Linked DNA regions of Homo sapiens: regions 2, 3, 4, 5, 6 and 7 are each linked to region 1. Evidence: chromatin contacts called from ENCODE Hi-C or POLR2A ChIA-PET data. All regions are on one chromosome and are shown on one strand. Each heading gives the region's core, a stretch centred on a gene start or an enhancer-like site at or near the end of the contact. The rest is flanking DNA. Distances are from core to core; before and after follow the strand shown. Region 1 holds the start of PARP2 (poly(ADP-ribose) polymerase 2). Region 2 has its middle 40 kb from the start of GZMB. Region 3 holds the start of NFATC4 (nuclear factor of activated T cells 4). Region 4 holds the start of LTB4R2 (leukotriene B4 receptor 2). Region 5 holds the start of RABGGTA (Rab geranylgeranyltransferase subunit alpha). Region 6 holds the start of CHMP4A (charged multivesicular body protein 4A). Region 7 holds the start of IRF9 (interferon regulatory factor 9).

What was found. Hi-C counts contacts between places; a loop is a spot of excess contacts on that map. ChIA-PET counts read pairs that join two places held with the same protein, here RNA polymerase II (POLR2A). Pooled maps may share reads with other maps.
Region 2: a pooled map shows a loop between it and region 1 (7-fold over the local background). The contact joins the enhancer-like site here to the promoter of PARP2 in region 1. A Hi-C loop is called at or near these places in 2 of 37 single-sample maps with no recorded cell type and 5 of 50 pooled maps.
Region 3: a map of chondrocyte shows a loop between it and region 1 (5-fold over the local background). The contact joins the promoter of NFATC4 here to the promoter of PARP2 in region 1. A Hi-C loop is called at or near these places in 1 of 168 maps with a recorded cell type or tissue (chondrocyte), 1 of 37 single-sample maps with no recorded cell type and 5 of 50 pooled maps.
Region 4: a loop to region 1 is called in a pooled map, with 4 times the contacts of the local background. The contact joins the promoter of LTB4R2 here to the promoter of PARP2 in region 1. A Hi-C loop is called at or near these places in 4 of 50 pooled maps. POLR2A ChIA-PET finds 5 or more read pairs at or near these places in 3 of 52 experiments (GM10248, activated T-cell and endothelial cell of umbilical vein).
Region 5: a loop to region 1 is called in a pooled map, with 9 times the contacts of the local background. The contact joins the promoter of RABGGTA here to the promoter of PARP2 in region 1. A Hi-C loop is called at or near these places in 4 of 50 pooled maps. POLR2A ChIA-PET finds 5 or more read pairs at or near these places in 2 of 52 experiments (B cell and activated B cell).
Region 6: a loop to region 1 is called in a map with no recorded cell type, with 11 times the contacts of the local background. The contact joins the promoter of CHMP4A here to the promoter of PARP2 in region 1. A Hi-C loop is called at or near these places in 1 of 37 single-sample maps with no recorded cell type and 7 of 50 pooled maps. POLR2A ChIA-PET finds 5 or more read pairs at or near these places in 2 of 52 experiments (WTC11 and endothelial cell of umbilical vein).
Region 7: a pooled map shows a loop between it and region 1 (10-fold over the local background). The contact joins the promoter of IRF9 here to the promoter of PARP2 in region 1. A Hi-C loop is called at or near these places in 3 of 50 pooled maps. POLR2A ChIA-PET finds 5 or more read pairs at or near these places in 2 of 52 experiments (A549 and AG04450).

The regions. Positions count from the first base shown.
Region 1 is chr14:20,341,380-20,345,470 of GRCh38, reverse strand. It overlaps PARP2 (poly(ADP-ribose) polymerase 2), which reads right to left and starts at 1,836. Exons shown (of 16, transcript NM_001042618.2): 1 at 1,784-1,836; 2 at 384-539; 3 at 7-77. The coding sequence starts at 1,829. It also overlaps RPPH1. RefSeq lists enhancers at 1,754-1,923, 2,854-2,953.
Region 2 is chr14:24,671,886-24,675,976 of GRCh38, reverse strand. No RefSeq gene overlaps it. Among named protein-coding and RNA genes, the nearest start is that of GZMB, 40 kb to the right of the region's middle. RefSeq lists enhancers at 1,137-1,186, 2,507-2,556, 1,448-2,647, 2,887-2,936. Within about 2 kb of position 2,301, at least 9 of the 41 ENCODE cell types and tissues checked have a DNase peak (open chromatin) inside an H3K27ac peak, as active enhancers do.
Region 3 is chr14:24,366,348-24,370,438 of GRCh38, reverse strand. It overlaps NFATC4 (nuclear factor of activated T cells 4), which reads right to left and starts at 2,255. Exons shown (of 10, transcript NM_004554.5): 1 at 1,999-2,255; 2 at 1-940. The coding sequence starts at 2,098. It overlaps LOC124903291 (a long non-coding RNA gene), which reads left to right and starts at 1,054. Exons shown (of 2, transcript XR_007064085.1): 1 at 1,054-1,192; 2 at 3,912-4,091. RefSeq lists an enhancer at 1-454 and silencers at 1,417-1,796, 3,515-3,824.
Region 4 is chr14:24,307,809-24,311,899 of GRCh38, reverse strand. LTB4R2 (leukotriene B4 receptor 2) reads right to left here and starts at 1,760. Exons shown (of 2, transcript NM_019839.5): 1 at 1,645-1,760; 2 at 1-1,245. The coding sequence starts at 1,235. The coding sequence ends at 159. NOP9 (NOP9 nucleolar protein) reads right to left here. Exons shown (of 10, transcript NM_174913.3): 10 at 2,776-4,091. It overlaps CIDEB (cell death inducing DFFA like effector b), which reads left to right and starts at 3,923. Exons shown (of 5, transcript NM_001393339.1): 1 at 3,923-4,082. The coding sequence starts at 4,042. LTB4R (leukotriene B4 receptor) reads right to left here and starts at 398. Exons shown (of 2, transcript NM_001143919.3): 1 at 96-398. RefSeq lists silencers at 485-614, 815-914.
Region 5 is chr14:24,270,347-24,274,437 of GRCh38, reverse strand. RABGGTA (Rab geranylgeranyltransferase subunit alpha) reads left to right here and starts at 2,841. Exons shown (of 17, transcript NM_182836.3): 1 at 2,841-2,951; 2 at 3,269-3,325; 3 at 3,491-3,601; 4 at 3,980-4,091. The coding sequence starts at 3,323. It also overlaps a transcript of NOP9 not described here. RefSeq lists enhancers at 1-35, 386-515, 556-615, 2,494-2,573, 3,314-3,523 and silencers at 2,664-2,763, 2,834-3,123.
Region 6 is chr14:24,211,225-24,215,315 of GRCh38, reverse strand. CHMP4A (charged multivesicular body protein 4A) reads left to right here and starts at 1,828. Exons shown (of 6, transcript NM_014169.5): 1 at 1,828-1,907; 2 at 3,487-3,636; 3 at 3,724-3,901. The coding sequence starts at 1,877. NEDD8-MDP1 (NEDD8-MDP1 readthrough) reads left to right here. Exons shown (of 7, transcript NM_001199823.3): 5 at 717-824; 6 at 921-1,006; 7 at 1,165-1,373. The coding sequence ends at 1,292. It overlaps MDP1 (magnesium dependent phosphatase 1), which reads left to right. Exons shown (of 6, transcript NM_138476.4): 4 at 717-824; 5 at 921-1,006; 6 at 1,165-1,373. The coding sequence ends at 1,292. RefSeq lists enhancers at 1-524, 1,679-1,973, 1,610-2,109, 1,537-2,345, 2,300-2,419.
Region 7 is chr14:24,160,015-24,164,105 of GRCh38, reverse strand. It overlaps IRF9 (interferon regulatory factor 9), which reads right to left and starts at 2,841. Exons shown (of 9, transcript NM_006084.5): 1 at 2,768-2,841; 2 at 1,782-1,962; 3 at 957-1,140; 4 at 598-728; 5 at 147-228; 6 at 1-43. The coding sequence starts at 1,961. It overlaps RNF31 (ring finger protein 31), which reads right to left. Exons shown (of 21, transcript NM_017999.5): 20 at 3,699-3,867; 21 at 3,451-3,586. The coding sequence ends at 3,533. RefSeq lists enhancers at 1,676-1,735, 2,725-3,114.

The DNA of each region.
Region 1 (4,091 bases), core at 587-3,086:
TCTTACCTTCCCCACCTTGGCTGTACACTCTGGGTCCACAGGAGCTTTGCCCTTTAACAGCAAGGCCTTCACAGATTCTGAGGAAAGACAGATAGGTACTACTTTATGGGAATCAAAAACAGCTGTTGTGGTAAAACAGAAACTTGTCAGGATTAACTTTGCCCGCCCAACCAATCCTGGTCTTTCCTTAGACCCCAATCCATCTCAAATACATGAAAATGAAGATTCAAGGCAGTAGATTAGTGCTGTGGTATGCCCAAAGGATAGAGAAATTAATTATTCCCTGAAAGAAGGACGAAATAGGAGTTGAAATAACAAGATATCATCCCCAGATCCACTCCTACCAGAGACCCTTTTGCTGGCCCATGACCTTCCTGGCATACCATCTTGCTTGTCTTCTGTCCTGTCCTTATTAGCTTTTCCTCCAGCCACAGGCATCTTTTTCGACTCCTGTCTCTGGCATCTACGAGTTTTCTTGGCAGGGGAAGAGTCTTCTGGAGCCGTGTTGCCATTATTAACTCTTTTGCTTTCATTTAATGCTACAGAATTTGGAAATTAGCAAAGAATGAGTACACACCCGAATACGTGTAGATTTTAAAGATTGAAAAAAATCTTTTAAAGAAATGGTTTAAGATAATTTTCTCTCTTTTTTTGTTTTGAGGTGGAGTCTCACTCTCTCGCCCAGGCTGGACTGCAGTGGTGCGATCTTGGCTCACTGCAACCTCCGCCTCCTGGGTTCAAGTGATTCTCGTGCCTCAGCCTCCTGAGTAGCTGGGATTACAGGCGTGCACCACCATGCCCAGTTAATTTTTGTATTTTTAGTAGAGACAGGGTTTCACCATGTTGGCCAGGCTGGTCTCGAACTCGTGACCTCAAGTGATCTGCCCTCCTCGGCCTCCCAAGGGATTACAGGCGTGAGCCACCTCACCCCGCCGGTTTAAGATAATTTTCTAAGTTTACAGAGGCAATAACAACTGTCCCACACTACTTTTGTGTAACAGTCTGTGTAATTCTTCCTAAATTGCTATTCTAGCCAAATGAAATAAAACAAAATAAAAGGGAGTCCCAGGAGTCTTGTAAGCTCATAGATTGAGGCCTGCTTATCTGTTTTACTTGTGTCCCAATGTCCCCCAAATACCCACCTCATACATGAGGCCGTATGGGATAAAGGTTAGTTAAGTGCTCAAGGGTCTGTGCCTAATTTAGAGCCTAGCTCTGCTGCTTTTCTCTGTGGAAACTTGGAGAAGTATTTGATCTCTTCCTACTTCACTTACTCCAATATTAGAATATTGTACAATACTGTACTTCTAGAGAAGTACAATAGAACCTAATTTATAGGGTGCACCTATGCATTTAAGAACATTATACACATAATACCGTATCTCAATAGGTCTAAGACTCGCATTTTACTCTCTGGAACTGGGATGCATCTTACAATGGATGACATAAGCAGTGAATCACAGTTCACCATTTTCAGTGCTTATCCTTTGTTGTGTATAAAATAATGGTGTGCCTTACAATTACTTTTTGTAAATTGGATGACATTAGGTATTAACAACAGTACTGGCACATTAGTTGTTACAGCTCCGCAAGGCTTTATGCACAATTATGTAATCCCCAAAGCTCTGAAAACCGAAATTTACAAAATTTAGCACCCCAACTGGTTTGGTAGCCAAGTGCAGGTTATAGGGAGCTGGAAGGGGAAGGGGGTCACAGTAGGTGGCATCGTTCCTTTCTGACTGCCCGCCCCCCGCATGCCGTCCCGCGATATTGAGCTCCGAACCTCTCGCCCTGCCGCCGCCGGTGCTCCGTCGCCGCCGCGCCGCCATGGAATTCGAACGCTGACGTCATCAACCCGCTCCAAGGAATCGCGGGCCCAGTGTCACTAGGCGGGAACACCCAGCGCGCGTGCGCCCTGGCAGGAAGATGGCTGTGAGGGACAGGGGAGTGGCGCCCTGCAATATTTGCATGTCGCTATGTGTTCTGGGAAATCACCATAAACGTGAAATGTCTTTGGATTTGGGAATCTTATAAGTTCTGTATGAGACCACTTTTTCCCATAGGGCGGAGGGAAGCTCATCAGTGGGGCCACGAGCTGAGTGCGTCCTGTCACTCCACTCCCATGTCCCTTGGGAAGGTCTGAGACTAGGGCCAGAGGCGGCCCTAACAGGGCTCTCCCTGAGCTTCGGGGAGGTGAGTTCCCAGAGAACGGGGCTCCGCGCGAGGTCAGACTGGGCAGGAGATGCCGTGGACCCCGCCCTTCGGGGAGGGGCCCGGCGGATGCCTCCTTTGCCGGAGCTTGGAACAGACTCACGGCCAGCGAAGTGAGTTCAATGGCTGAGGTGAGGTACCCCGCAGGGGACCTCATAACCCAATTCAGACTACTCTCCTCCGCCCATTTTTGGAAAAAAAAAAAAAAAAAAAAAACAAAACGAAACCGGGCCGGGCGCGGTGGTTCACGCCTATAATCCCAGCACTTTGGGAGGCCGAGGCGGGCGGATCACAAGGTCAGGAGGTCGAGACCATCCAGGCTAACACGGTGAAACCCCCCCCCATCTCTACTAAAAAAAAAAAATACAAAAAATTAGCCATTAGCCGGGCGTGGTGGCGGGCGCCTATAATCCCAGCTACTTGGGAGGCTGAAGCAGAATGGCGTGAACCCGGGAGGCGGAGCTTGCAGTGAGCCGAGATCGCGCCACTGCATTCCAGCCTGGGCGACAGAGCGAGTCTCAAAAAAAAAAAAACCGAGTGGAATGTGAAAAGCTCCGTGAAACTGCAGAAACCCTTTGGGAACAGAGGGAACCATGGGGCAGGAAGCCCACGAAAATTCTAATTGGTCTTCTGGTTCTTGGTGACATCAGGTGAGGGGCGCCCAAATGTTTGGCTTCATGAGAATCACCGAGTATGGGGACTGCATACTTAAGCAAATTCCCCACCCCAGACCCTCCGATTCAATAAGCCTGTATTAACAAAATCACTGGGTAATCCTGGTTTTGGCACTAATATCATTTAGAAACATATTGTTAGGATAGCATAGTATCTGTTATAGAGCAACCTGAGCAAAATAGCGAAACCTCGTCTCTATTACAAAAAAAAAAAAAAAAAAAGTGAAAAATTAGCCAGGCGTGGTCGCGGGCGCCTGTAATCCCAGCTACTTGGGAGGCTGAGGCACGAGAGTCGCTTGAACCCGGGAGGCGGAGGTTGCAGTGAGCCGAGATCCCGCCACTGAACTCCAGCCTGGGTGACAGAGTGAGACTCCGTCTGAAAAAAACAAAGAAAAAAAAATTGATACATTTTAATTTTTGTTCATCAAAAGATGTAAAGTTTAGAAAGAAAAAACCCAAAATCTCATTATTTGCATGTAATTTGATTATGAATATTTTAAAAGCTAGAAGAAACTACAGGATAAAAATTTTACCTTAATACAAAGCCTAGCAAGACTGATAGAAAATAGCGTGTGAAAATAAATTCCATGCTTATAAAAGAGCTTCAAACAACTATAAATAAAATTTTTGGATAAGGTAGCATTTACAATAACACCAAAGCATATCAAGTAGTTGGAAATAAATCTAACAAAATGTAAGTGCTCAATAAATGTTGTTGGATAGGATTGCTTAACCTGTTTCAGCGGTACAAAGCCTGTTACATCTGACTTAATTATGACACAAATAAATTAGACTAGGTCTAAAAGGAAATACTTTGGAGATAGGAAAAATATAAGCCTTTATGAAATGAAAATTTATTAAAAATAGCTAATACTTAGTAGAACTTTCTTGTGTACTAGAGGCTGAGCTAATGCTTTACATGCATAACCTCATTTAATCTTCATAAGAATAATAGCCAGAATTTATTTAGTTCTTACTATGCTATGAGCTTTACATACATTATTTAATTCTCACAACAACCTCATGAGGCATATGTTATTATCTCCATTTATAGTTGAGGAAACTGAGCTTTAGAAAAATTTAATTTATTCAAGATCACACAGTGTATTGCTAGGGCTGCTATAACTACATACATTGTCGTAATTCTGGCGGCTAGAGGCCCAAGGTAAAGGTCTTGACATGGCTGATTTCTTCTAAGGCCTGCCT
Region 2 (4,091 bases), core at 1,052-3,551, 4.3 Mb before region 1:
TGTAACAAACCTGCACGTTCTGCACATGTATCCCCAAACTTAAAGTATAATAATAAGAAGAAGAAAGAGAGAGAAAGAGTGAGAAATGTAGAAAATGTTGACATTTTGAATCTTGGTGAGGGGTGTCCAGAAATTATTTGTCTTATTCTTGCAACTTTTCTGTAATCCTGAAATTATGTCAAAATACAATGTTTTTTTAACTGGCTTCATTCTTTTCCTTACCCCACAAATGCATCAATCACCAAGTCCCTGTGGTTCCATTTCCTAAATACCTCAACAAACATAGTCACTTCTATTTTTCTCTACCGCCACTACCCTAATACAAACCACCCCTCTTGCATGAACTACAAAAACAAATAATAAAAAAATAGCAAATATCTAAATGGTATAATCTTAGAAACTTTTACCTTTCTAGCCTTCCTTCTAAATGGGCTTGTATTTGAGGTCCCAACCTATCAATAAGATAAGAAAAGGGAATAAATGTAAGGATTGGGAAATAAAATAAAGTAGTAATGTTTATAGATGATATGCCTGTCTATCTTCTCTACATAGATGACCCAAGAGAATCTACAAACTAGTACAACTAATTATACTCAATGAGCTCAATATACAAAAACCAATTCCTATACAACAACCAATGAAAATATGTATTTTTAAAGGTAACAGTAATAAAAGTACAGGATGTCTAGAAACAAATCCAACAGAGATGTAAGATATGTACAGATTAAAATAATAAAAGCTTATAAGGAACATAAAAGAAGACTTAATAAATTGAAAAGATATAAAATATTGATGGATGGTGTAGCAGAGCTACAAGTTATCTATACGAAACCTTGGCATCACCTTTTTTGTGAACAAAATTCAAAATTTAGGGAGAGAGGAGTATAAAATATATTTTTGCTAAATTTTCTTTCAGATAGGCATAATATTTTACAAAGTTCTGACCAATAAAAGGTAAACAAAAGTCTGAGATCATTTCTATTTTATTGTTATTTTATTTTTTCTTTTGCTTTTTGGGTGAGGCATCAACCCTCTTTCTTCTTCCTTGTTCCTGATACAAATCTGACTTGATGCCTGGAGTAGCTGCAACCATCTTGTGGCAAGGAAGCAATAAGCATAAGGGGGAATATCAACATATACATACAGAAGTCCAAGACACTGATGAGAAACATTACACAGTCACTTCAGCAGCCCTGGACTGCTCATCTCCAGACTGGTTGTCATATAAGAAACAGAAACCGTTACTGTTTGCACTGCTATGTCAGGTTTCTCTCACTTGAATCAAAAATATTGCTGAATGTTACAGATGGGAACACACAAAGTTTTAAAAATGGTAATTCTCCCCAGATTAATTAATAAATTCAAGTAGACAAGTGTAATCTGGATATGGCTGAAAAACCTTGTTGCTCTTTGCAGAGTTGTGTGAAATAGCAAACAGGAAGCTGCTACATCCGGTTCTGGGCACTCTTAGGCTTTTGCTGGGACCAACCCAGACACCTAGAGATTTTGTGCTTTACTTACAGCATGTACCTGCTTCTTCCATGGGGCCACTCCATAAGCTCCTTTTGCACAAGGACAGCCCATCCTCAGCAATGACCTCAGCCCCCGACCACCCCTCTTTCCATTCCCCCACCCACAGTCATATTTTATTTTGACATGGAGCAGGATGTCGAGGGAGTTTTCTTAGAACTGATTCTATTTCAGGGGCAAACATTCACTCTCAGTGAGCTTAGGGTGGGGAGCAGGAGAAATGGGGGCGGAGAGGAAAATTAGTTTTCCTCACCCACCTCAAAATGAGAAAAGAGGCTGAGTTTGCTAAGAAATAACCTAGGGGTTCTGGTCGCCCCTGAGGGGCTTCTGATAAATGATTCAGAGGATACCCTTTCCCTCACCCACTCCTGTAATCACACACCCCACATGGACATGAGCAATCCTTTCCAGCACACACCGCCCTCTACAACTTCTTAGGTGGGCACTTCCCTTGTAGCTCTGGTCCATGAGTGACCTGAATTTTTCTGCCTTTTGTCTCCATTCCTAATGTAGAATTTTGGGATTCCAGGTACACTACTCACATCCTCACCTTTTCCCTCCTTCCACATAATTCCTGAAAGTCCCTCAAAGGAGATGCATCGCAAGTTCTCACACGCAAGTCCTTGGCCAGTCCCCGGAACTAGGTTTTCCTTTCTTCGACATTGACTCATCCTTCTTCCTGCTGAGACTGATACAGCCCGCAAAGCTACATCAAAGCACTTCAGCACTATCTGTGGTGACACCACTGAGCCATCATCTTCTCTAATGTTCTTTGAAAGGGCACCGGCCATCAAGACCCAAAAAGATGCTGCGTTTTCTTTGAAGTTCTTTAAAGCATCCAAACCTCAATGTGTCACATCCCTAAATGGTGGCTACACCTCTTTTGACATTTCAACACCAAAGCAACTCTATTTGTGCCTTGGTGTCTCTCAGAAATTTTTAGTGCAAAGAATGCTTTCATTTTGCATGGCCTCTCTTTCATGAGCTGTGCTGGGACAGAAAGCTGTGCTGTCTCATTCTGCTCTCTCTCCTCCCATTATTCCTTCTTTTTGACCCAAGGCTGATGCCCCCACTTTGAAATTTTCAACAAAAGGGAGTATTTTAGTCCCTCTCTTAGTTTCTAGAGAAATAAGCGACTGCTGGCTGGGCCCCAGGTGTATAAGCTCTTTTGGCTTCCAGGTTCAAGCACACGGAATTTGAATCTCACTTCCTCACACACTGAGCTGCTTCCCCTTTCCACTTCTCCTGTGAAACCCTAAGTCCTCTCAATCACATTTCAGGGCCTGATGTGGCTTTTTGAGAGGCTTTCTCCAGCATCTGCATCTCAATCCCCATTCAATGATGAGAAGAGCACTCACCAAGCCCCATCACTGTAACATACCACACAGTTTGGGTATAAGCAACAAATGCTCAGTCATGGATGACAGCAAAGTTGTAGGAATAAGGATTTTTTCAGCAGATGAATAAAATAATGAAAAATACCAATAATCTAAATGACCCCAAATAAGTAACTGGTTGAATAAATAGTGCTGTATCCACACAATGAAAAATTCAGCAATAGTTGAAATTAGTAGTGTGGAAGTAATCTCAAAGAGCCCAAGATGGCCCATATTAGAATCGCTCAGAAGCCTGTAAAAAATACAGATTTCTGGATGTGGATCCCAATGACGGAGTCAGAAGCACTGGGAGTAGACTTGGAATCTTTATTTTAATAGGTAACTCCAGTGATAATGCAAATCAAAGTTTAAAAATTTACAACCATGGCAGCATAGTTAATTATGAGGTAAAATGATCATGATATATTGTTAGATGAAAATAGTATGTTATGAAAAAAGAATGTATAATATAATCTCATTTTTAAAAAGTAGTGTGACTAGAGAGATGATATATAGGTATATAGGTAAAGACTGAAAAAATAATGCCAAAATACTAACCATGGTTAGTGGTGTGTTTATAGAAGATTTTTATTTTACTCTTTTTACTTTTTTACGTGTTGAGTCCAATTTGTAAATTTCCAAAATAAACATTTAGTTTATGTGTGTTTAAAGAAAACAATAAAAGTTGTTTTGTTTTGCTTTTTAAAAAAGGATAAGAGGTAAATGACATGGGACTTTTAAATTTACTTATACTCTAGATTTTAAAAAATAAAAAAGGCAGCTTGCAAAAATTTTGTACCACATAATAAATAAAAATTTTAAATGAAGAGTTAAAAATAAAGGGGAAGTAAGGGTGCTAATATAAATGAAGCCAGGATTAAGGTTGGTATCCAAGAATGCATTGCCTCAAACTTCAGTTATGTTTCTAAAATGAGCTATAAATTTGCCTCTTCCTAATGTCACAAGACTAGACATGAGCAGATAGGGAGAGGGAGGTTCAATATCATTAGACATTAGGGAAACAGGAATCAGAACCACAATGAGATACCATTTCATACCTACTAGGATAGCTAAAATAAAAATTAATGTTTTAAAGGAAAGCAAGTGTTGGCAAGAATGTGGAGAAATTAGAATCCTTGTACGTTGCTGCAGGAATATAAAAGGTAGAATGTAAATGTAAAATGA
Region 3 (4,091 bases), core at 1,006-3,505, 4.0 Mb before region 1:
GGCTCCTCAGACCGAGGCAGAGCCACTGCCTGCTCGCTGGAAGTCCGCCGTGTCTTCTGAGGGATGCTCTCAGCTGGTGGGGCCCCCACATAGTCAAAGGGACCAGGGGAGCCCGGGTCCCGGGCCAGAGGCAATGGGGGTGGTGGAGGTGGCTCAGACCCCTCTTCCCCCAGGCTGCCACGGCGGGACAGAGCTGGGGAGGCTGAAGATGGGGTTCCCGAGCTGGAATAGCGCCGCTTGCCACATGGAGAGGCAGGCCGCGGGGAGGCTGGGGTGGGCCCAGGAGCACTGAGGAGTAGCCAGCTATCCTCTGGCCCTCGGCCTCCGGGGCTTGGACCATACAGGCTCCAGGGATCTTCGGGGGTCCATGGCCGAGGGGAGGCCCGGGGCGAGGGCAGCGGGGAGCCCAGGCCAAAGCGGGAGGCCGCCTCATTTAGCTCAGACTCCACCTCGTCGCAGGCTGCATACAGGGCTGCCTCGTCAGAGGCATCGGAGAAGAAGCTCCACGAGGACAGGCTGCTGCTGCCAGGGCTTGGGCTGAAGAAGGCCCCCCCACCCTGGCCCCCTGCTTCTCTGTAGCCCCCAAAGCCTTCTGGTGGGGGGTAATCTCTAGGAGAGCCGTCCCCCCAGGCATCAGGGTTGTCCTCCAGCGCTGCTGGCGGCTCCGGCGTGGGAGAGATGGAGGTGATGCGGATGCTGGGACACTCGAGAACACGGCCACCCCCAGCACCCCCAGCACCCCCTCCTGGTCCTCCCAGCCTCACCGACCTGGCGGGCTGGCTCTCCCAGGTGCCAGGTGAGGGGGCTGGTCGCGGCGGTGGCGAATGCATGCCAGGCCGAGGGGGTGGAGGTCGGGGAATACCGATAGGTGCAGCGCCATAGGGAGGGGGCTCTCCCAAGGCCAGACGGCAGCATGGCGGGGCATCCTCTGAGTCCAGTTCTGTCAAAATGGGAAGAGGAGCAGAGGGAGAGGGGGAAAGAGAGAAGCAGGTGAGATGGCTATGTTCCTTGAGTGGCCAGGCCGCAAGTCCTTCTATGCTCCCTGCCCCTCAGCAAAGAGACCTTCTGAGCCACAAGACAAAAGCAGAGTTGGACCTGGGAAGATGGAGGAGATTGAAGCAGGCATGCCAGGCCTTTGCCCACTGGCCCCTGGATCCTAGGACCGAGGGTACCCGATCCAGTGGGTCTTAAGGTGAGAGAGGTGGGTCCAGAGGGGCTGGAGCTGGGGCTGGGCCTGGAGGCGTGTTTCTTGAGGCACTGGGCTGGACTGGGGGCGACTCACACATGAACCCAATTAGCAGCGGTTCCCAAACCCCCAAACGGCGCTGGCAGGAGCCCCAGTTGCCATCGCAACCGTGGCCAGAGGGGAGGGGGGCGTCAGGGCTGTGGTGACGAGGGGAGGTGGCTCCTCCCTCTCTCCTCGCCATCTAGGGGCGGAGGTGCAGCCGAGGGGGTGATGCGTGCTGGGCCCAGCCGGGGGAAGGGGGGCAGCGGGCAGCGCGGATTCGTGCGAGCGGCGGCCGCCGCCCCCGGCTCGGTCCCCGCCATCTGCCTCTCATTGCGGCCAGACGGGGGAGGGGGAGGGGCGCCCCAGCGAGGCCTGACAGCGCCCCCAGCCCCGGGCGTCCAGTCGGCCGGGCCAGAGCTCGGTCCGCCAGGGGCCAGCTCCAGCGCCAAACCTCCCCTTCCCCTGGCGGCGCCTGGTGCTGTTGGGGCCGTAGTTCCCGCCCGCCCCCCAGTTCAGTGACAGGCGGCCCAGCCGGGAGGCGGCGCACAGCCAACAGCACCCCCACCCCCACCCCAGTCACGACCTAAAAAGGAGAAAGTGGTGCCCGGGCCCCCAGCCTCACTTCCGCAGGCCAACGAGTCCCCCCGACTCCCTTCGACCTCTGACTCCCTCACCCCCCACCCTAGGCTCGCTGCCTTAAATTCCCCAGACTCAGGATCCCCGGCCCTCCTCTCACTGACCCCAAGACCCCTTCCCAGCCCAGCACTAACCTTCCCCCAATCCCCCCGCGCCCAGCGGGGGGGCCTCCTTTTCCTCCCCGAACACCAGCTTAAATTCCAGCTCCTCATCCTCGCAGCTGGCCGCCCCCATGGATCCGGCAGGAGCCCCCAGGTCCCGGCCTGGGTGGGAGGGGGGAGTTCAGGAGGCTGCTGTATCTTCACCCGGGTGGCTCCCTCCCTCCCTTTCTCTGAGAAGCCCCCTCCTCCGTCGCTGCCGCCTCCCTCCAGAAGCCCCCTCGTTATTATAGAAACTTTTCCAAACTTTTTTCCCCCAAACTTCTTCAAAGCGGTCCCCCCCCCAGCCTGTCCCTGATTGGCTGCCGGGGATGCTCCAGCCCCTCCTCCAGGGATGAGATGGGAAAACCACGCGCCCCTCGTCCTCCCCCACCCTCCCTCCCTCTGTCCTCTCTTCAGTCCCTCCCCCTCAAAAAAAAAAAAACTGAATTGGAAAACGGTCCTTCAAGAGTGATACTAATGTTGCCTATTGGTCCGCCGTTGTGACAATCATTTCCCGCAGAGAGCCCAGCCCCCACCTCCCCTAGTCTCAGTTCAAGGTTCTGGGTCCGAGAGCCTTAAAGGGGCCACATCCTGGGCCCCCAGGGTAGAGAGCCCACGGAAGACCCTTTTTTAAATTCTGAAGACTGTGTAGATAGCACCTAGCAAGGCAGAACCACTTCTCCTCCCCTTTCCCTCCAAGCCTGAGGCCAGGAGGGTCCTGGGGGCAGAGTGGCACCGAGTTGCTCGGAAGAGGAAAAGGCTATTCTTCCGCCTCCCTTGCCTGGGGCTACTCTGCCCGGGCCTTCTGGAAGTCTTTGCGCTGCCGAATCAGCGCCTCCATCAGCCATTCCTCCAGGACCCCCAAAGATGAAGAACGCTTAGCCAGCCTGGATGCCTCTGGGAGCAGTCCGAGCCAAAGAGGCTTTGAGAACTGTCCCTAGGCCCACAGCCCTTGATGGGCGTAGATCCAGGCCAGGCTTTGCCGCTGCCCTTGTCCCAGCCACCCAGAGGGGCCGTGAATTAGCCTCCACGGGAAGTTGGCAGCCTCCTCCCTAGAACTGTAGTCTGGAATGAATCTCTGACCCGATAGCATCCCACTCCGGCTCTTCTAAAAATCCTTGCCAGGTTTACTAGGGGCCTGAAACCTCCGGACCCTGTGGGTTCCCCTCCTCTTCCCCCTCCTTGGCCCCCCCGCCCCCAACAGGCTGGACACCTGTCACCTGGGCTGGAGGAGGAAGGAAGACCTGGACTGGAGTTTCCGGGAAAGTCAGGCTTGGAGAGGCCTGGGTTGTGTGAGAGGGAGTTAGATGGGAGATTCGTGACTCGGTGGGAGATACTGGCGAGGCTGGCGGGTAGGAGAGATGGGAGGGTGGTTATCATTTTCTCCCACACACACACAGTTTCAACCTCTCTTAGAGGCCGCGTCTCCAGTCTCTAAATCCCTCCGGTTCAGGGCCGCACCCCCAACGCCGCCCCATCCCAGCAACTAAACGGTTAAGCGACGGCCCCAGGTCAGACGTTTACAAACACTCAGAAGCCGGGCGGGGACCGCGCCCGTTACTCTAATGAGAAACAGGCTCTACGGGACTGGGGAAAGAAGGGAGGGCTGGCCCGACGGGCCGGAGCTCCGCAGCGGCCGAGGCGGCTTCCCTCCCTCCCCTCGGTCCTCCCTCGGGCCCGCCCAGGGGACCACCCCCCCAGTCCCCGGGGACCCCAGTGACGTGCGGAGCTGCCCCGGCTCCGAGCCCAGGGCCGCAACACAGGAGGGGCGGGGAGAAGAGCCCAGGCCGGCGGGGAGAGAAGAATGTTCCGAGGCCGAGCGGGGAAGCGGCCTGGTTTGATTTTCTTCTTTCTTTTTTTTTTTTTTCTTTTTTTTTTCTTTTTTTTCCTTTGGTTGGTCTCCTCAGGTTACATTTCCCTTCCAGCTTCATCTCGGAAATAAAGGAAGGAGAAACCCACGGGGAGGGAGGACGAGGAACACCTCGACCCATCAACCAGCCTGTACCTAAGAGGGCAAGGGAGGTGGGAAGCGGAGGCGAGAAAAGCAGGGATAGAGACCCCGAGGCCCAGCCCCTGTTCCCCCAGAC
Region 4 (4,091 bases), core at 511-3,010, 4.0 Mb before region 1:
AGGAGCCTGGGCCTGCCCCAAGTGTATAGTAATCCTACCCAGCCAGATCCAAACTCTAGTCAAAGAAGGGTCCCCAAATGTCCCAGAACACTGACCTCTGGAGGGTGGGTGGGGGGTGGAAAGGGACAGGGAAGGGCAGCAGGTTGTAGGGTCTGCTGTCAAAGGTCCCATTCCGGACCGTCCTTCTCCATCCCACCCCCCGGGTCTCCATTGCCGCGGCCCTGCCCCACCACTTTCAGCTGAGGGGTAGTTCGGAGCTCCATGGTCCCTTCCCTAGAGCGGCCGCCCCCTCGGGCCTCCCCAGAGCCTTCGAAGAGCCGCGTGAGGAAACGGGGACCTGCCCGGGGCAGCAGATCTCCAGCGGTGAAGACGTAGAGCACCGGGTTGACGCTAGAACTGAAGAAGGCCAAGGCCGTAGTTCCCGCTCGCGCCGCCTGGCCGGCTCCGCCCAGCTTCGCCAAGGCCCCTTCCGGTGGAGCCAGCGCTGCGACCGCCTGCAGAAGGTTGACTGCGTGGTAGGGGGCCCAGAGCAAGCCGAAGGCAAGCACGATGGCGCTCACCAGCCGGCCCACCCGCGCCCCGTGCCGCCCGGAGCCCCAGCGGGCGCCCCGCAGCCGTGCCAGCGTCACGCTGTAGCAGCCGAGCATCAGCCCGAAAGGAAGCACGAAAGCGGTCAGAGTCTCCAGGCTCAGGTGGGCGGCGGCGTGGACCGGCGACGGGTGGCACAGCTGGCATACGCGGTCCCTCCACAGGTGGCGGTAGACGGCGGCCGGGACGGCGAGCAACAGGGCGGCCAGCCAGACCGCCAGCAGCAGGCGGCGGGCCAGGGCCGGGCTGCGCAGCCGAGGCGCCAGGAAGGGGCGGGTGACTGCGAGGCAGCGCTGCAGGCTGAGCAGGCCGGTGAGCAGCACGCTGGCGTACATGCTGAGCGCGCACACGTAGTACACCGCCTTGCAGCCCGCCTGGCCCAGCGGCCAGGCCTGCCGGGTCAGGAAGGCCACAAAGAGCGGCGTGAGCAGCAGCACCGCGCCGTCGGCCAGCGCCAGGTGCAGCACAAGCGTGGCCGCCAGCGGTCGCCCCCGTGCAGGCCGCCAGCCCGCCAAGCTCCACACCACGAAGCCGTTGCCAGGCAGCCCCAGCAGCGCCGCCAGCAGCAGGAAGGCTGTGCCTGTGGCCCGCGAAGTCTTCCAGCTCAGCAGTGTCTCGTTCCCTGGGGGACGGTAGCAGACCGACATCCTTCTGGGCCTACAGGTGGGTGGAAGGCGCCACAGAGGGCGTTCAGGGGTGGGGCAAAACCCCACCTGTGATGCCCGATGAGAAGGTGCCATGCCTCCTCCTTACTTCCCTGCAGCCTGCCTCTTTTCTGCCTGGGAGTCCTGACTTCCACGAGGACCCAGACCCCACCTCAAACACAACTCCTTCTTGGAACCCAGATCCCCTGCTCCCAGTCAGTTGACCTGCCCCACTCCTGGCCTCCTTCCCAGAGCTCAGTGGTAAACAGGCATAAAGTCATCACCCCAGGCTGTCACTATCTCTACCACCACTCCTCTAGTCTGGCCCCTCCTTCTTTGTCCAGCCCCATTCTAGCACATCTGGGCAAAACTGGATGGTGGGGTGTAAAGGGACGTGCACAGATCTACTTACCAAGCTGGGAGCAAGCAGGATTGGGGGCCTGGAGAAGCTGAAAGGTTAAGCAGCAGTAGGCGAGGTGCCTACTCCTGTCCTGTGCCTATCACATTTGCAGAGGGTAAGACAAGAATGGGGAGGGACAAGATGAGGCTCATCCTGGGCCTCTCCTGGGGCCCCTCCCTCACCCTGCTCCTTCCCATCACCAACGCACCCAGGCGTCCAGGCATGTGAGAGCCTGCCTTGCCAGGAAACAGCACAAGCTGAAGTGGGGCAGTAAGATTCCCTGGTGGTGGAAGGAAATAGGAGGACTCTGCTGAATCCTGGTCCTGCTTCTGTTCTCATCCCTCCCCCAGCTCTGGCCCCAATCCTCCCAGCCCACCTTCTGCAGTGTGTATGTTGCCTGGTCTCTCTGGCCTGCAGAGGTGACCCAAACAACTCAGTCCCCCACCTGCCTTATCCTTGCCTGTTTCCAGTCTCCTGGTCCGGCTGAGCCCCTGGCCTCCTACCTCCTCCCACCTCTTGCCTCAGGCCCTGCCCCAGTCACTCCACCCTCAGGGCTCTCACCGGGCTGTCAATGACAGCTTTTCCATGTAAGGCATGGTGCTAGGTTCCAGGAGGAACAGGGGATGCATGGAGGCATAATGGTTAGGGAGTCATGACACACAACCATGAAGAGGCCCCATTACCAGGCTGCACCAGGATACAAGACAAGAAAGGAAAGGATGAGTAGGGACATACTAAGAAGCAGCCCTCTCCTCTTGGAAAAGTCAAGCAAAACTTGGAAATGAAGAGATTTGAGGGGGGCCTGGCAGATGGATAGAGCTGGGGGAAGGGAAAAGAAAGGCCTCTGCTCAAGTAACAGCCAGAACTTGAGGTTGCTTGGGGAGGGCACCAGGAGCACTGTCTTAGTTTGGGTTCTTCCAAAGCAGAGCTTGAGCTAAGGGCTTGGGTACAGGTGATCCTGTATTCTTGAGCTAAGGGCTTGGGTACAGGTGATCCTGTATTTGGGAGGTTAACTCAGGAAGTGAGGGCATAAGGTAAAACAAGAGAGAGGAAAGCCATTAAGAGTATGTTAAGTCCCTTCAGTAGGCCTTGGGAACCTCTGAGAAAAGTATAGATTGCCCAAGACAAAAGACTGGCAGGGTGATCAGTCCAAAGCATTTATTAGGAGAATGTACTTAATGAGTGGGCTACAGCGTATCCTCACAACAGACAGTGAGAGAGAGTTGTTCTACCTGGGTATATCCAAAACAAGGGGGTCAGGGTATGGAGTTTACGAGGGTTCAAGGTATTTGGTTCAGGGCCAGGGCCAGTTTTTTTCAGTGTTTTGGGCAACAACCTGAATACCTTTTCAAGGCTCTGGCTTGGGCTCAAGCCTGCAGGGGAAATGCAACTGGCCAGGTCACAGGGCAATCAAGTTACTCTGTGTTTCTTTGTCAGGACACAGAAAAAAAGTGGGGAAGCTGGGGGACCCTACAAGGATCCTTGGCAGGAAAGCAGGGATTGTGTTCATTTGAGGGTTTCACTGTCAGTGAGAGTCTCAGCTTCCATGCAACTGTCCATCACGGCTGCAACTGAAATCAGAGCTGGGACACAGCGCACCAGAAGCTAAAGTCTTGATGCCATCAAAGGACATCCCTGCCCCATTCACATCTCTGTCACGTCCACTAATCGGCAAAAGGAGAAAAGTGAGAGAAGATGACCTAAGTGTGACTGCAGCAGGCAGCTCTGGAAAATGAAGCCAGAGCAGTGAGCCAGCCCCTCCTCCGACCAAGGAGGAAGGAAAGAGCAGGTAAGCAGGAAGGCCAGTGTCCCAGACAGGACCCTAATGATCCTGAATCCATGTATCAGGATCCATCCTCTCCTTACACCCTTCCTGGACACAGTCTCACCTCTCATTTTCCAAAGCCCTGCCATGCTGCCATCCCACTTCCCCACACTCTGCCCCGGGTTCCCTTTTCCTAAAGCTGCAGCTTATGGCTTCTCCAGTAGGTGGCAGCACACACAGAGCCACTCATAAACTGCAGCTTCTCAGAGCCTGAGAGCCAGAAACCGTCCCCAGAAATTCCCTCCATAGAAATAAAAAAACACCAGAAGTCACATTTCATCCTTTTACATGGTTCCCATCTACCCTCACAACACATGTCATCACCAAAGACACACATACAAGCTCCAATGGCTTTTGCCAGGCAATTCTTCCTCCAGGACCCCATCTGGCCCCTCCCTCATCCCTCCCCTTGGACTTTGCCCTTCTTACTGGCCAGGCAGGGGGGCCAGAGTCCAGGCTTGACTCATTCCCACCTTGTCCTGGGCTGAGATCCCAGGTTTGTAACAGAAAACACCACTAAAGCCCCAGCACAGGAGAGAACCACCCAGCCCAGAAGTTCCAGGGAAGGAACTCTCCGGTCCACCATGGAGTACCTCTCAGCTCTGAACCCCAGTGACTTACTCAGGTGACTGCT
Region 5 (4,091 bases), core at 1,592-4,091, 3.9 Mb before region 1:
GGCTTTCTCTCCCCCACCTTCACGTCATATTACATACCTGAAATACCCTTCCTGCCCGCTCTTTCCAAAACTCAAGCCCTGCCTTCTCTGATGCAGATTTTTTCATGAGACTCACTTCCTCTCTTAAGCCTGCTTGACTCAACCTTCCCAGTTTCAAGATTGCTAATCACAATGTGATTAGTGACTATGATGCAAGGCTGTACCTGGCAAATCTGCACTTGAGGGCATCTGTGTTCCCAAGTATCTGGTTGCGCCTATGAGTGTGCACAGAGCAGGAAGCTAGAGAAGGAGGTGACCACCAACAAAAGAAGGCTGGTGGTGAGGTGGGAGGGCTGGACCAGACTAGACACAGGTCCCATTTGGCCACTTATTACATGGGTGGCCCTCAACAAGTTACTTAATCTTTCTGAGCCTCAGCTTCCTATTACTATACTGAGCCCTTACTTAGTACAGACACTATTCTAAGCACTTTACATAGATTCTTTTATTTCAGCTTAACTTCAACAGATTAACTTCAACTGCAGCAGCTAGATAATATTTTTCCTATGTTACTGTTGAAGAAATTCAGACATAGAGGAAACGCAATACAGAAGTTAAGTAACTTGCCCCAGGTCACACTGGGACAAGCAAGTGGCAAAGCTAGGATTTGTAGCCAGGCAGTCTGGCTCCAGGATCCATGTTCTTAATCACTCTGCTTACTGCCTCCTACCTGTAATTCTGTGTGTGTGCACATCCCTCCTATGTATGCAAAACTCCCATCACAGTGGCTGGCACAAAGAGAACCAATAAATGGCTTAACTCTTTCCTCACTGGGACTACAAATACACAGGGATAGGAAAAATGTCTCTTTTCGAGAATTTGTTATAGGATCTAGGAAAGGACAAGTATATAATGGACACTTTACATACATTTCCAGGGGCTGAGAGAGGTGTGAAGGATATATAAAGATTTAAAGCACTGGCGGGGCATGGTGGCTCACACCTGTAATCCCAGCACTCTGGGAGGCCAAGGTGGGCAGATCACCTGAAGTCAGGAGTTTGAGACCAGCCTGGCCAACATGGTGAAACCCCGTCTCTTCTAAAACTACAAAAATCAGTCGGGTGTGGTGGTGCATGCCTGTAGTCCCAGCTACTCCAGAGGCTGAGGCAGGAGAATCGCTTGAACCCAGGAGGCAGAGGTTGCAGTAAGCAGAGATCGTGCCACTGCACTCCTGCCTGGGCAACAGAGTGAGACCCTGTCTCAAAAAAAAAAAAAAAAAAAATTTAAAGCACTACCTTCTTACCCAGGTGTGAGTTATAAACACACACATGCCACATGGACACACTATTCGCAAAGACATCACACACGTGTACGTGTGGTACACACACACTCACTAGCCACCCTGAACCTCATAAAGGCTCCACCAGAAAACCTTCTTTGCAGTAGGCACAGGGAAAAAAATCACAGTCTTTAAAAGTACATATGAAGGTCTATCAAATCAGACTGGGGCATTTTAGAGAACTTCCTCGAGGTGCCACTTGAGTTACATTTTTTTTTCTTTGTACTGTGGAGTTCAAAAAGTTAAATCTTAAAGATAAACAGGAATTACTGTGGCAAAGGAGGAGTGTGGAGAAAGGAGAGTCAAGAGGGAACAGGCTAACATATTTAGGAAACTGCAAGTATTTCTGTAGGCTGTCATGAAGAGTTTTTGGCAGGGTCAGGCAGGATATACAGCCAGAGAGTAGGCAGAGCCCAAATGCCAATAGGTCTGATGTGCTGAGCTGAGAGATTACAATTCTATCCTGAAAAGGAGCCACTCAGCACTTTTAGGCACAGATATGACGTCAAATCTGCATTTTAGAAAAATGGATTCAGTAGCACAGAGGATGGACTGATAACAAGGGATGAGGTGGAGAACACTGAAAAGACTTTCAACAATCTGGAGAAGAAATTCGGAGTTTGAACTCCTAGTGGCAGTGGGAAGAGAAAGAGTATTTAAGCGAGTTTAAGAAGTGAGGAGGAAATAGTGCCATTCACTACAATAGAAAACATAAAGGCCAATGTTTAGACAGGATGGATGAAAGATAATTTATACCTTTTGGCTTTTGGAGTTTGAGGTGTCTCTGGGACACCAGGTGATATCCAACAGGTGTTTGAATATGTATGTGCATGTATATTATTTATTGTTATTTAAGCTTGCAAGACATCTGGGCTGGAGATATAAATTTGGGTGTCATCAATTTACAGGTAGTAATTAAAACAATGAGTGTGGATGAACTCACCCAGAGAAAGTGTAATGCCAGATTTGTGGGCCAAAACAGCTCTGAGGAGCTCCAACTCGAAGCAGTTGAAGGCTTACATTTAAACATTCTCCCAGGAACAGTGGGTGAAGTGAAAAAGGGGTGAGGAAAGGGCCCTGGAGATCACCAACATTTAGGGGTGGAGGTGAACAGATGAGAAGAGAGAGGCAGAGGTGCAGGAGGAGAAGCCAGAATGGGGGTGTCAAGTATAAAGAAATGGGTAGCGTCAAATGCTTCAGAGGTTAGAGAAAATGACAGGAAACTCCCCCTGTTAGATTTGACATCTAGAAGGCTGTCGGTGTGGCCAGGGTGAGGTCAGTGGAGTAGTGAAGGTGCGGGTTTCCGGCTGTTGGAGAAACCTCTTCCACTAACTACATTGCACTCTGAGTTACCAACTGGCATGGTCCTCCCCCCATTTCACACGCACGCTACAGTCGCCCGTGCGCACTCGTACACACCAGGTGGCTAACAGGTACGAGGCGTTTCCGGACAGCGAGCGCAGAGCCCCCGCGCACGCGCCTCCGAGCCGGCCTCTTCCGCCGCAAGTCCCTCCCCAAGCCTGCAGAGTGCGCTGCGTTTCGATGAGCCGGGACGTGGCGCCGCTCTAGCCAGCGCCTGGGCTCTGTGGCGGGCGCCGCAGCTCCGCGTCCCCCGCGCCTCCTCCCAGCGCAGGTGGGTCCGCCCGCGGGGGGCGGGGGTGCCCGGGAGCCGTGGGACGGGCGGGTAGCGGCAACCTTTGGGGAGCAGAGTGGTCCCCAACGCCCAGGTGCCCCGGCTCGCGCTCTGGCCCGGGCGAATCGGGCTATAGGAAGGGCCACACGGATGGAAGTCCTAGTCCGGGTGCTCACCTCTTGTGGAACGTGCAAAGCCTGTCCCAGGACCTCTTTACACTCTGGGGGTCTCTGCCCAGGCACGCTTGCTGCTTCCGGACACAGCTGTGGGCGGAGCTAGTAGGGGCGGGGCTACGTGATTGACACTTCTCTCCTCAGACTTCAAGGGCTACCACTGGACCCTTCCCCTGTCTTGAACCCTGAGCCGGCACCATGGTGAGAACCCTGAGCCCAGCCCTTCACCTCCGCAGGCCCGCGCCCTCACCCCCAGTGGCAGTGCCATGGTTGCCCCGTATGAACCTAGGGCTCCACAGTGTGGGGTTTTTGCAGGTCAGCTTCTGCAAGGCAACCTGCACTCTTCCAACCCGTTCATCCTTGTAGCACGGACGCCTGAAGGTGAAGACGTCAGAAGAGCAGGCGGAGGCCAAAAGGCTAGAGCGAGAGCAGAAGCTGAAGCTATACCAGTCAGCCACCCAGGCCGTATTCCAGAAGGTGGGGCCCTCAGAGGTAGCCCCGACCCCAAGTAGCTCCCTTAGTATAGTGCAGAGGCCAAGAGCTGGTCCCTAGAGTCAGACTGCCTAGATCCAATTCTGGGTTATCTCACTTATAACTGTATGACTTTGGGCAAGTTGCTGAATCTCTTTGGGCCTCAGTTTGCTCATCTGTAAAATGGGGCTAATAATTGCACCTACTGCATAAGGCTGTTGTGAAGATTAAATGAGAGAATACCTGTAAGGCCATAAAGCATGGTTCATAGTACCTGTTGTATAATGTGGGATTCACAGAATATTGGATGGTTTTAAGTTTACGTTATTTAGTCCTGTAGTGGGAAAATTATATGATCTCTAACCCTGCCACCTATCTTCTTAGCGCCAGGCTGGTGAGCTGGATGAGTCCGTGCTGGAACTGACAAGCCAGATTCTGGGAGCCAACCCTGATTTTGCCACCCTCTGGAACTGCCGACGAGAGGTGCTCCAGCAGC
Region 6 (4,091 bases), core at 579-3,078, 3.9 Mb before region 1:
TCGGGAGTTCAAGACCAGCCTGATCAACATGGTGAAACCCCGTCTCTACTAAAAATACAAAAATTAGCAGGGCGTGGTGGCACGCACCTGTAATCCTAGCTACTCGGGAGGCTGAGGCAGGAGAATCGCTTGAACCCGGGAGGCGGAGGTTGCAGTGAGCTGAGATGGAGCCACTGCACTTCAGCCTGGGTGACAGAGTGAGACAATGTCTCAAAAAAAAAAAAAAAAAAAAAAGTGGGGCCAGACACAGTGACTCACACCTGTAATCTTAGCATTTTGGGAGGCCTAGGTGGGAGGATCACTTGAGCCCAGGAATTTGAGACCAGCCTAGGCAATAGAGGGAGACCCTATCTCTACCAAAAAAAAAAAAAAAATTGTAGTGGCGTGCACCTGTAGTCCCAGCTACTTGGGAGGCTGAGGTGGGAGGATCACTTGAGCCCAGGAGGTCGTGACCACAGTGAGCCGTGATTGGGTCGCTGCACTCCAGTCTGGGCAACAGAGCTAGACCCTGTCTCAAAACAAAAGCTAAAACATTGGCCCAGCACCAATTGTGTCAAATAGGAAGGCAATGGAGTTAAACAGAGGCTGAGGATGCCTGTCCATCCCGGAAAAACAGCAAGTTGATTTCCCTGGTTATACTTACTAACTTTGCTTAATAAGTTAACGTAGCCCTGGCCCTTCACTTTGCTAATCCCATCTTTTACACCGTTTTGCAGGACAAGTGAGATAGAAGGGGCCAACCAGCTACTGGAGCTCTTTGACCTCTTCAGGTACTTTGTTCATCGGGAAATCTATCCAGGCAGCAAGATCACACACTTTGAGAGGTATGCGGAGATAAGGGAGGAGCAGGGTGAGAAAGTATCAGAGAGGCCTGGGAAACCAAGATACTAGCTTGGTTACTCCTGCCCTGTCTTGAATAGGTTGCAGCAGAAGACTGGAATTCCTTTCTCCCAGATGATCTTCTTTGATGATGAGAGGCGGAATATTGTAGACGTCAGCAAACTGGGTACTGAGTGATGAGGAACAGCCATTTGGGGTCCCTAGGAGGGATTAGGTAGATACATACAGGTTGGATAGTTTGCCCTATAGGTGGCACTCACAAAGGTCAGAGTAATAATGGAGAACCCTGAAAGCTTAATGAAATGTGACTTCTTATCTTTCTAGGTGTTACCTGCATTCACATCCAGAATGGAATGAATCTTCAAACTCTAAGTCAAGGGTTAGAGACATTTGCGAAGGCCCAAACTGGGCCTTTGAGGTCCAGCCTTGAGGAGAGCCCATTTGAGGCCTAAACTGAAAGGAAATCAAGAAGGCATTTTCAGGTGCATTTGTAATTTATTAAAGTTCATCTGTGTGTGACAGAAGAGATTTTACCCACAGTGTGGGGAGTTTCTATTTTTCTAGCCTGTGAAATGGGGTTGGTTGTCCTGAGGTGCAGAGACCAGAATGTGAGACATTAGACTGCATCAGGTTTGCCATCTAAACTTAGGGCAACCCCAAGTGCTTGAACCTATACCACCCCACTTTCCTGAGCTCTGTAAAGAGCATGAAGTTTTCCCACTGACCCCATACACTGAGGTGCCATCACACTGCACATTTCCTTCCGGAGAACAAGCACGTACTCAGGTGGAGATAGAACTGTCTTTTTACTTAATAGAAAATGATGTGGCAGCTTTAAGAGGAGCGCGTCGGTCTGGGGCTGGTGGCTTGGGTCACGTGACACCGGTGGTCTCGTTTGCGCCTCTTGATGTCGCGGCGGCGCCCTGAGGACGGATTGGGCAAGGCTGGTCCCTGTGTGATGAGACATCACCCTCCCAGGAGCAAGGCGGAAGTCTGGAGGACGCTGAGGGGCGGAGGCGGGAGAGGCGAGCTCGCGATGAGTGGTCTCGGCAGGCTCTTCGGGAAGGGTGAGCCAGGGTGGGACTGGCCAGCCAGGAGGCGCTGGCTGGTGCAGGGGAAGAGGAGACCCCGGCGAGATTCGGCCGGACCGCTGCGCCGGGCAGGGGAAGAGAATCAGGAGACAGGCTGACTGGAAAACCCCGGCGGCCGATGGCGGAGCAAGGCTCATCGCCGGTGCCAAAAGGCACACCATGTCGGGGCGCCTTGTTCCCGTCCGCCGTCCTCCCCCACTCTCAGAGGGAAGAACTCAAGATCTGGGAGGGGACTTGAGTTGAGGGCGTGGCGATCGTGCTGACTCCCACTGTTCAGGCTTGAAGACGAGTTTCCTGCTGTCTTCAGCCATTTTCAAAACCTTGTTCTATAATACTTTGTGCTGGGCAAGAGGGATCTAAGGTGAAGAAGAAAGACTGCCTTCTTAGCCCGGCGCGGGGGCTCACGCCTGTACTCGCAACACTTTGGGAGGCCGACGTGGGTGGATCATGAGGTCAGGAGTTTGAGATCAGCCTGGCCAATATGGTGAAACCCCGTCTCTACTAAAAATATAAAAATTGGCCGGGCGCGGTGGCTCACGCCTGTAATCCCAGCACTTTGGGAGGCCGAGGTGGGTGGATCACCTGAGGTCAAGAGTTCGAGACCAGCCTGGACAACATGGTGAAACCTTGTCTCTACTAAAAATACAAAAAAAAAAAAAAAATTAGCTGGTTGTGGTGGCACGCGCCTGTAGTCCCAGCTACTGGGGGAGGCTGAGACAGGTGAATCGCTTGAACCCAGGAGGCGGAGGTTGTAGTGAGCCAAGATTGCACCAATGCACTCCAGCCTTGGTGACAGAGGGAGACTCCATTCTCAAAAAAAAAAAAAAAAATTAGGTGGGCATGATGGTGTGTGCCTGTAGTCCCAGCTACTCAGGGAGGCTGAGGCAGGAGAATCACTTGAACCCGGGAGACGGAGGTTGCAATGAGCTGAGATCATGCCACTGCACTCTGGCCTGGGCAACAGAGCGAGACTCTGTCTCAAAAAAAGAAGTCCTGGCGCGGTGGCTCATGCCTGTAATCAAAACACTTTGGGAGGCCGAGGCGGGCAGATCACCTGAGGTTGGGAGTTCGACACCAGCCTGACCAACATGGAGAAAGCCTGTCTGTACTAAAAACACAAAAAATTAGCCAGGCATGGTGGCACATGCCTGTGATCCCAGCTATTTGGGAGGCTGAGGCAGGAGAATTGCTTGAACCCAGGAGGCGGAGGTTGAGGTGAGCTGAGATCACGCCATTGCGTTCCAGCCTGGGCAACAAGACTGAAACTCTGCCTAAAGAAAAAAAAAGAAAGGCAGCTAGGAATAGTAAAAAGAATATTGGTTTTAGAACTCATACTGCCACATCTTGATTCCTGCACAATCTCTTATTAGTTGTGATTTTTAACATCTTTGTGGTTGTTTTCACATTTTTAAAGTGAAGAGATAGCACGTTCATTGTAGAGATTTGGGGATTAGCAATAACACAGTCAGGTCTCTAGCACATACTATGTATTCAATGATTGGTGGCTAATATTTTTCCTTCACAAAATTTGGGCCTACTCCACTGGACTCCTCAGGGAAGAAGGAGAAAGGGCCAACCCCTGAAGAAGCAATACAGAAACTGAAGGAGACAGAGAAGATACTGATCAAGAAACAGGAATTTTTGGAGCAGAAGATTCAACAGGAGCTACAAACAGCCAAGAAGTATGGGACCAAGAATAAGAGAGGTAATGAGGGAAACAAGCCTATGGGGAGGGCCCAGATGGGAAGCAGGTGCTTCTGACTCTTGATGTTCAGGGTATGGGCTGGGTCAGCTGCCCTACAGGCTTTGCGGAGGAAGAAAAGATTCGAACAGCAGCTGGCACAAACTGACGGGACATTATCCACCCTGGAGTTTCAGCGTGAGGCCATTGAGAATGCCACTACCAATGCAGAAGTCCTTCGTACCATGGAGCTTGCTGCCCAAAGCATGAAGAAGGCCTACCAGGACATGTGGGTACGGGGGGAGGGGTGGAGGGGACCCAGGCACTGGGAAGAGTGGCTTGCTATCACACTTTAAACTTTAAAGCCTCTCAGAATGTGAATTTGCAGTATAGATACTTGTGATGGCTAGACATCCATCTGCCCCTTGCTTCCTATAAAATTCTTTCGCTGCCTGGGGCATTCTAGGGAGGAAAGATGC
Region 7 (4,091 bases), core at 1,592-4,091, 3.8 Mb before region 1:
GACCTCTGATCCCCTTGAAAGGGGGCCTCAGTTGTGTCTGTAACTGGAAGGGAAGCAAAGGCACTGGTCATTCAGAGTGGGACTGGGGAGTCTTGGGCCAGAGGGTGTGGCATGGGGGACGACACAAGAGGCAGGGCAGGTGGTACCTTCCTGTGGCTCAGGGCTGCTGCTGCTGCTGCTGCTCCCAATGTCTGAATGGACTGCTCCCCCACTGGCCCCCTCCTCCTCCTGCGGACACAGTGTCTTTTTATTTTTTTTCTCTTTTTTTGAGACAGAGTTTCACTCTTGTTGCCCAGGCTGGAGTGCAGTGGCGCGATCTCGGCTCACTGCTATCTCCGCCCCCCGGTTCAAGCGATTCTCCTGCCTCGGCCTCCTGAGTAGCTGGGATTACAGGCAGATGCCACAACGCACAGCTAATTTTTGTATTTTTAGTAGAGACGGGTTCTCACCATGTTGGTCGAGGCTGGTTTCGAACTTCTGACCTCACGTGATCTGCCAGCCTCGGCCTCCCAAGACACAGTGTCTTTCATTGGCCCACCTCTCCCTCTGGTTACTGTCCTGCCCTTAGGCCCACCCAGTTCCCTCTCCATCTCTTACATTATTGAGGGAGTCCTGGAGCACAGAGGGACTGAGTGTGCAGTTCTGCATGGCATCCTCTTCCTCCTTCCTCTCAGAGGACACAGAACTGTGCTGTCGCTTTGATGGTACTTTCTGAGTCCCTGGCTGGCCTGTGGAATTGTTGAGGGACAGAGAAAGGTCAGGGTCTTGAGCAAGGACAGAGGGTGAAGGAGAGGTCTGAGGCAGTGAAGGATGGGCAGGTCTAGGAAGGGAAACCTGGGTTGCAGCCCCCCAAGGGCATGGACAGGGCAGAGCTATAAGCCTGGGGGAAGCCTGCACATCTATCCTTCCTCCCCAGTCTGCTGAGTCTAGCAGTGGTTGGACAAGGGGAAACTCACCAGAGACGATTCCTGGTGGCAGCAACTGATACACCTTGTAGGGCTCAGCAACATCCATGCGGCCCCTCTCAGGAACCTCCTTAAATTCAGAACTCTTGTTGAGTGCACAGCGCAGGCGAGTCTTCCAGACAGCTGGACCTCCTGTGTCCCCCTCCTTATACTTTCCCTTAAATATTGCCCAGGCCTAGGAAAGAAAGCAAGGGAAGAAGAGGCAGTGTGTTACAGGCTCCACCTGCCCCTCCAATAGGACTGGCTTTACAGGCGTGCAGCTCTGAGCTCAGAAGGGATTATGCAGGGTCTGTGCTCTGCGTTGCCATCTTGAAATCCTTGGAAATTTTTTTTTTTTTTTTTTGAGACAGAGTCTCACTCTGTCACCAGGCTGGAGTGCAGTGGTGCGATCTCGACTCACTACAACTCCACCTCCCTGGTTCAAGCGATTCTCCTGCCTCAGTCTCCCGAGTAGCTGGGACTACAGGCATGCACCGCTAGGCCCAGCTAAGTTTTGTATTTTTAGTAGAGACAGGGTTTCACCATGTTGGCCAGGCTGGTCTTGATCTCTTGACCTCGTGATCCACCCACCTTGGCCTCCCGAAGTGCTGGGATTACAGGCGTGAGCCACCGTGCCTGGCCAATATCCCTAAAATTTTTGAACAAGGCCTCCACATTTTCATTTTGTACTGGACTCTGCAAATGATGCAGCTAGTTTTCCTCTCCAATCTGTCCCTTATCTGAAACCCAGGCAGACGCAAGTGCTCGAGGATGAGTGTACCAGTGTGTATACACCATCCCACACACAGAGGAACAGTGGTTTCCAGGCCCTTTCACCTTGAAGAAGGCAGCATCCTGGTCCTCCCGGAAGTCCTGCTTGCCTGCATGTTTCCAGGGAATCCGGAACATGGTCTTAGCTGTATCATCCCAGCACACTCCGGGAAACTGCCCACTCTCCACTTGCTCCACCACCCAGTTCCGGAGTTTTCGGGTGCAGCGTGCCCTGCCTGATGCCATCCTGGGGGATAATAGGAGCAGGATGCATCAGAACTGACACTTTGGGAGGGAACATCTCCTGAGACCCTGGCCATTGAGACTAGATTCTGGCAACAGGTCCCAGAGATCCCATCCATCTTCTTTTAGCTCCAAACACATTTCAACACTCTATGGGACAGAATTGTTTCCTTTCTGCCATCACTAGCAGTGACAAACAACAACAACAACAACAAAACCCCCCAAAACATTGTTTTTAGCACTCTAAGCTGTGATACCTGGAAGGAAACCTTGGGCACTGGTCTTAATTTTAGGACTTTTCAGAGATGTATTGTTTACAAAAGAATTCCTTTGGTGATCGTTCCTGGTGACAGGCCCTGTCTAGATTCCCGAGCATCAGCAGAGGTAGGTTCTGCTGAGATCCATCAGGCTCTTCACCCACCGCCCCACAGCCTACACAACCTAGCCTGACCCCCACCCCCTGCCGGCCCCAGGAGTAGGTGGGGCAGGAAGTAGGGGTGGGGTTGGAGCTGCAGCAGAAGTGGGCAGGGCCAGATGGCAAGGAAACAAATGGTCCACTGAGGCTGGGGCCAGGAGCCTTCTTCCTTGAACAATCCAGCAGTAGGTCCTCCTGACCTTTGCCTACAAGGGTCTGGGGAGCTGGCCCTTGTCAGTCTCACTCTCAGGCTGAATCTCCCACTTCCTGACTTAAGAGATCTTCTGTCTATCCCTCAGTCTAACAGAGCGACCCCTAGGACCCCCTGCCCTCAATCTGGCTGGACTTTCTAGCCCTAGATCCCAGGCTGACTCCCATCCTTGGCTGATCTTACCTGAGTTGCTGTCCAGGCTGTCGCAGGGCTCAGACGACCTCAGCTTAACTCCTGGCTGGGCGGCTGATCTCTCCGCCCCTTTCTACAGTCCCCACCCTAAGTTTCAGTTCTCCTCCAGGGAGGGCCTTTTCCCAGAAATCACGTGGTCTGAGTTGCAGGGAACTGGCGGCCACTAGAGGGCAGCAGCATCTGAGCATCTCACTATCAGGATGCCACTGTCGCAGCAGGGGGGCCCTGCCCTGCTGGCTCAGCTCCAGCCTGGCTCATTCCCCTGCCTCCCTCAGATACTCTTGCTTCTATCTGACCTCTGGGTGACACCGTGGCTTCCCCAGGGAGGCCAGTTTCCTGGAGTCAGGCCTGGGACCTCTGGACTGCTGTGTACACCTGTGCATCTGCATTCCCCCACAGTGCCCACCTGATACATATTGGGTGACTTCAAATACCAGTCAAATTCTATGAAAGGAAAAAAGGAGGCAGGGAGGGAGGAAGCCCAGGCCAGGCTGCTGGATGGGGAGGGCCTCCCTTGACCATCCAGGGTGTCAACTCCTTCCTGGTCCTGAGTCCAGGGAGGGTCAGGCACTAGGTTGCAGGGGGCCCTTTTCAGCAAAGCTCTGTTCACCCCGCTCTTTCCCTGGTGCCCCTAGATGGTGGCACCAGGAAGAAGGACCACCAAGAAGCCTGGGTGGTAAGATGCCTCTTTATTGGTGCTGGAGCTGTTCCTGAGGGAGCAGGCCATGGGACCCTCATCGGGACCCTTGCCCTCAGCTACTTCCGCCTGCGGGGGATACTCTGTCCCAAGGGTACCTCTTCTGTCAGCTTCTGCAGAAGGAGAGAGAAGGTAATGATATTGGAAGCCTGGAGCTCAGACACAGTCAGCACCAGGTGACTTCTGTAGGGTGGGTTAAGAGATGAGGCTGGGTGGAGGCTATACCTGTAACAAGCGGGCCTGGTAAGCAGGGGGATCCTCTCCAGCCAAAGGCTGGGGGCGTACGTGCAGGTAGCGCTCAGTGGCCGTCTCCAGCTCTTCCACCTCATACAAGGTGGCTGGGTCCAGCGAGTGGGCATTGATGAGGCTCACAAGATACTCTTTGTAGTGTGCCCTGGGGAGAAAAGGGAGCAGAATATTTGTTGTGTTGGCTAATATTAACTGAGTGTGTCTAACATAGCTGGACTCTGAGACACCTGGACGAACAAGATTAACAACCCACCTGTGCCCACACTGCCTGCTACTATCTACCCATGCCCTTGCCCAGAAAGCCTCCTCCCTCCCACCCACTGCAAGACCTACTGCTCCCAAGGACCCATTTTACTGCCTGGGCATGCC